2 separate regions of the Homo sapiens genome follow, and region 2 is linked to region 1. A link is a contact called in ENCODE Hi-C data. All regions are on one chromosome and are shown on one strand. Each heading gives the region's core, a stretch centred on a gene start or an enhancer-like site at or near the end of the contact. The rest is flanking DNA. Distances are from core to core; before and after follow the strand shown.

Region 1 (2,663 bases), core at 97-2,596:
GGGGTTCAGCAGTTGATCCAGTATTACCAAGATCAGAAAGACGCAAACATCTCTCAGCCGGAGACCACCAAGGAGGGTTTGAGGGCCATCTCAGATGTGAGTGACTTGGAAGAAACAACTACTCTGGCTTCTTTCATATCAGAAGTAGTAAGTTCAGCTCCCTACTGGGGGTGGGCCATAATCAAGAGCTATGACTTAGATCCTGGGGCTGGGAGTCTTGAGATATAAAAGAATGTGGTAACCACAGAATTAATAACTGTACTACCCTGACAAGCTATATACATGTCTTCAAAATTTTAATCTGATTTATCCAGGAGGAAGGCTGTACAGTAAAACGTAAGAACGTAAATGTTTGGGTGTTGAAGTCACAGGGTTTGGTTTCGAATCTAGGCTCCACTTGTTAGAGCCTCGGTGATCACTGAATAGTAACTTCTTTCTTGAACTAAGATCAGTTTTGAAGTTTCTAAAGGAGATAGAATGATTTTAACCTCAATGAGTTGCCCTGTAAATTTAAAATGATACAATGAATCTAAAATGCTTATCACAGTACTTTCAATAAATAGCTATTAGCCAGGTGCGGTGGCTCACGCCTGTAATCCCAGCACTGTGAGAGGCTGAGGCGGGATGATCACCTGAGGTCAGGAGTTCAAGATCAGCCTGGGCAACATGGCGAAACCCCGTCTCTACAATAAATACAAAAAATTATCCTGGCGGAGTTATGCACGCTTGTAGTCCCAACTACCTGGGAGGCTGAGGCGGGAGAATCACCTGAGCCTGGGAGGTCGAGGCTGCAGCGAGCCGAGATCGCGCCGCTGCATTCCAGCCTGGGTGACAGAGCGAGACCATGTCTCAAAAAATAAAAATAAAAAAAAATTGTTTTCATTACCTCAGCCCTCCTCTTCCTATCCCAAGGCGTCGAAATTCCGGTCCCACCCCTTCCCATGGAGCCCTTGGCGTCTCCAGGCTCCTCAAGCTAGTTTCGGTTCCGGGGCTCACGCGCGGGTTCTCGAAAATCAGCTGTTTCAGTCTTGGGCTAGTCCACTAATTGGACTCCTCCCCTCGTAGAAAGTGCCTACTTGAACTTCTCCACCAATCGCTGAAGCTGCAGGTGTGGTTTCGGCTCAGCTTGTCCCGCCCTGCGGAGGGGCGGAGTTGCGGCGGCGCCAGTGAGCTCGCAGTCTGGGAAGGGCTTGACTGAATGGCAGCCAGTGTCGGGGTGGCGGCTGGGAATGGGGGCCGCTCCGGACTTCCGCTGCCAACTACAAGGGGGCGGGTCCGAGGGGGGTTAGCCGAAGTTGTAGGCGGGGCGCGAGGTTCTAGTACCCGAGCTCATACTAGGGACGGGAAGTCGCGACCAGAGCCATTGGAGGGCGCGGGGACTGCAACCCTAATCAGGTACGGGCCCTGAGAGGGTGTGCTGGGGTAGGGGTGGGGGTGAGAGTGAGAGTTCCTCCGAGGGAAGGGCGACTGGCCCCAGGGGTTACCCCCTGGAGAGGGTAGCTTCGGTCCCCAGATTGAAATAGGAGCTGTCGCCTGCTCGGTCCTCGATCTTCTTCTGTCCAGCCTATCTCCCTAACCCTAATGCCCCTCTCCCAAAACTGCCCTGCAGCTTCCGAGACCCGGAATCTGGCATTGTTATGTTGGTTCGGTATCTGACGTTTTTCCCTCTGCTCTGCATTATTTTTTATCTTCACCAAAAAACGATGTTCAAAGATAGATAAATCTAAAAACAAAGATAGATAAATCTATTATCCTTGTTTTGTTAAAAAGTATAAGCTACTGAAAGATGAAACGATTGCCTAAGGTCACACACAAAATTCAGTTCATTTCAGAAAAGCTTCTTGAGTGCAAAATATGTGCCTAAGAATGAGAGATAATGAGAAAAAATTGTTTCAGCCCTTAACCTCAGTGTTTGCAATCCATTTGGGGAGACCAGGTTTTTTGTTTTGTTTTCATATTTGAATCTTTGCTGACTTGCTCCTTTAATATCAGACACTTAAATCCTCAAGAATTGGGACCTCATCATTAATTTTTTTTTGGAGATGGAATCTCACTATGTTGCTCAAGCTTGGTCTCAAACTCCTGGGCTCAAGCCATCCTCTCGTCTTGTGGGCCTCACAAAGTGCTGGGATTACAGGCATGAGCCATCATGCCTGGCCACCTGATCATTTTTTTAACTTTTTTTTGGTATCATAAAAGCAATACAGATACATAGTTTTAAAAATCAAGCACTACTAAAAGAGTTAAAATGAAAATAGCCCCTGCCCAATCCCTCCCTTCCCTTGTTCCTGCTGGAGGTAGAAAGGCAGCTGATGTTATTCATGTTAGTAGAAGACTCTCCCACCCCAAGCATTTCTCTTTATTTTGTAATAAAATCATGTGACCTTTTTAGACCACAAATATGCATGAATTCTGTTCTGTTAGGCTCAGGCTGCAACAAGCATAAGTTTCAGTTTCCTAAATAGACACCAGCTGGCAGTGAGCAGGGAACAGTGGGGAGAAAGATGCATGGGACAGCCTGCTTGGTGACAGGCAAAAACCAATTTGTTGTTCTTTTGAGACAGAGTCTTGCTTTGTCACCCAGGCTGGAGTGTAGTGATGTGATCTCTGCTTACTGCAACCCCTGCCTCCTGGGTACAAGCCATTCTCCTGCCTCAGCCTCT
Region 2 (2,663 bases), core at 45-2,544, 1.2 Mb before region 1:
GTCCATGGAGGGTCACTGGTCAGAGACAAAAGTTCACTGAGTATGCCCTCACCTCCAAAAGAACAATGGTGAGTTTTTTTTTAATATAAAGATGGATTTGATAAGTTTCAAAGGACTATCTTTTATTCTGAGTGTGTCCTTCTTGCTTTTCTACCAAGTAATGATGGTGACAGTAAATAATAGGTTTTCTATTTGTAATATACTTACTTGATAAAATAAAAAGGCAAATCTTCAAGGTTTGTAGTTGTTTTAATTTTATTGAACGATGAAATTTAAAAGTCTGAGAACGGAAGGTAAGGTTGGTGAATAGGTACAAAAAATTAGAAAGTATAATAAGACCTACTATTTGATGGCACAATAGGGTGACTATAGTCAAGAATAACTCAACTGTACATTTTAAAATAACTTAAAGAGTAATTGGATTATTTGTAACTTAAAGGATAAATGCTTGAGAGGATGGATACCCTCTTCTCCATGATGTGCTTATTTCACATTGCATGCCTGTATCAAAATATCTCATGTGTCCCATAAATACATACACCTACTGTGTACCCACAAAATTGAAAAAATTGAAAAATAAATAAAAGTCTGAGAACTATTAACGAAGTAGTTAAGAGCCCAGAGAGTGTTCAGACAGACATGGAGACACCACTTACCTACTTATGAACTTCAGATAGAATTGCCAGATTTGAAAAACAAAAAACAAAAACAGGATGCCCAGTTAAATGTGAATTTCAGATACTTAATTTTTGGGGGGTTAGTATACCCACACACCACACACCACACACACACACCTACTTATTATCTGAAATTCAAATTATCTGAAAGCCCTTACTTGAGAAGATTGCCTAACTTTTTCATTCCTAACATACACTACGCGTTTACTAAATTTTACTTCTTGTTTTTATTTTGTTTTTATAATACACAGTATCAAGCAAACTTCTTGTTTTTGAAACCCCGGCTGTGTCACAGTATGACTACCTGTATCATTTAATCTAGTCATTTTATTCCTGGGAGCCCCAAACAGGAATTATAAATGTTCTTTCACTGACTTGCTGTAAAAGTGAGAGAAAAGGCTGTATGAAATAGCTCCCCAAGGTTCGTTATTGTCGCTCCCCGCCCAAGCTCCAGTACACCAAAACTACACATCCCACAATCCTAGGCGGCGTCCCCTGGCCATTACCTCATTCCCTGGCCTCGTTCTCCCCAATCCCGGCCTCTCCAGGGGTGTGGCAGCAGGGCTGTTCTCGCGACTTTTGCTTTACCCTTCTGCTGTGCTACTGCTGTCGCGAGACTTCCTGCTCATCTGCCGCTCCCTTTGCCGCCGCCTTAGCCCGGGACCCGAACCCAGCCTCTCCCCTACCCGAACACCGGCCCCGGCTCCACCGAGGCCCGGGTCCCCCAGCCCGTCTCGCCGCCGCCATGGCGGACCCTAAATACGCCGACCTTCCCGGCATTGTGAGTACAGGACCGGCCCCGGCTCCCCAGGACCGCGCCCCCGACCTCCCAAGGACCCCCAGCAGAAACCAGCCCGCGACCCCTCCCGCCTGCAGCCCATCCTCCGCCCAAGGGCTCCCGCCGCTCGTTCTCCGATCGGCCTCAGCACCCCCCGAACTCTTCTGACCCGACTGGGCCGGGCCGCCGGACGGCGCACCAGGCCCCCTTTCCGGCAGTCGCCGGTAGCTCGGCCCAGAAATCGACTCCGGGTACTGACCTCTTGTGCCTGAGTTTTTCCACCATCCGTGTCAACGCCTCCCATGTCCCCCCCAAATCTCTCCATAAGACCCCATCGCTACCCCAGACACACACACCAGACCACTTAACGATGGCCTTCATCCTGCCAAGGAAGAGGTTCTGCCATCTGGCAGAACCCTCTTGTGCCAGATGGGGAGCTCTATCCTTGAGGGAACCTATGCCCTCCCCCAGCCCCCACTCCCATGACAATCCTGGCGTGTACCTTCCTTTTGTGCTGCCCTGCCTGCTTCTCAAGGTGAGGGTTGGGACACAGGACCTTGAGTACTAAGGTCCTGAGTCACTCTCAATCCTTGTGCCAGGGTGGTGGTGTACGGGGCCTAATTGGAGGATAGCCTTCACCTTCTTTGGCAATAGTGATTGCCAAGGACCTGCCCGCCTCTAGATTTAGGGTAACATCGTTGCTATCACTTACACTCACCGTTTACTGTCAGGTCCCAATTGTTTCCGCTGTCATCCCTACCCCTTGAGACATGGGAACTGACATACTGTTGACTCACGGGGCAGGTGGAGGAGAAAGGACAGAACCCTGACATCACACCCCGCCTTCTCTGTTAGCTTATTCAAATGGAGTGGGGGAAGGGGTGTTGTTGGATGCTGGGTAGTGAGGTTGGGTGGTCACTGCTTCTACCTGCAGGCCAGGAATGAGCCAGATGTTTATGAAACTAGCGACCTACCTGAGGATGATCAAGCGGAGTTCGATGCGGTAAGAATGTGTGCTGCCACAGACTCCTCCGGACTCTGACCTTTCTCCCCTAGACAGGTCCTTCCCTTTCTCGGGGGAGCTACAGCAATAAGCGGGTATGCCAACCCCAGCCTGGGTGGTATATAGGTTGCAGGGCTTGCAAAGACCTTGCTGGGCTTGCAGCCACCAATGAGCAATGGCAGGAGGGAGAGTCAAGTCAGCGGAA

What was found. A loop is a pair of places that touch in the nucleus more often than their neighbours do. Pooled maps may share reads with other maps.
Region 2: a loop to region 1 is called in a pooled map, with 6 times the contacts of the local background. The contact joins the promoter of DCTN2 here to the promoter of STAT2 in region 1. A Hi-C loop is called at or near these places in 6 of 50 pooled maps.

Annotation. Positions count from the first base shown.
Region 1 is chr12:56,358,790-56,361,452 of GRCh38, reverse strand. It overlaps STAT2 (signal transducer and activator of transcription 2), which reads left to right and starts at 1,346. Exons shown (of 24, transcript NM_005419.4): 1 at 1,346-1,395. APOF (apolipoprotein F) reads left to right here. Exons shown (of 2, transcript NM_001638.4): 2 at 1-885. The coding sequence ends at 228. RefSeq lists enhancers at 864-953, 1,024-1,203, 2,279-2,448, 2,280-2,479.
Region 2 is chr12:57,545,823-57,548,485 of GRCh38, reverse strand. It overlaps DCTN2 (dynactin subunit 2), which reads left to right and starts at 1,294. Exons shown (of 14, transcript NM_001261413.2): 1 at 1,294-1,458; 2 at 2,390-2,458. The coding sequence starts at 1,423. RefSeq lists an enhancer at 1,026-1,165.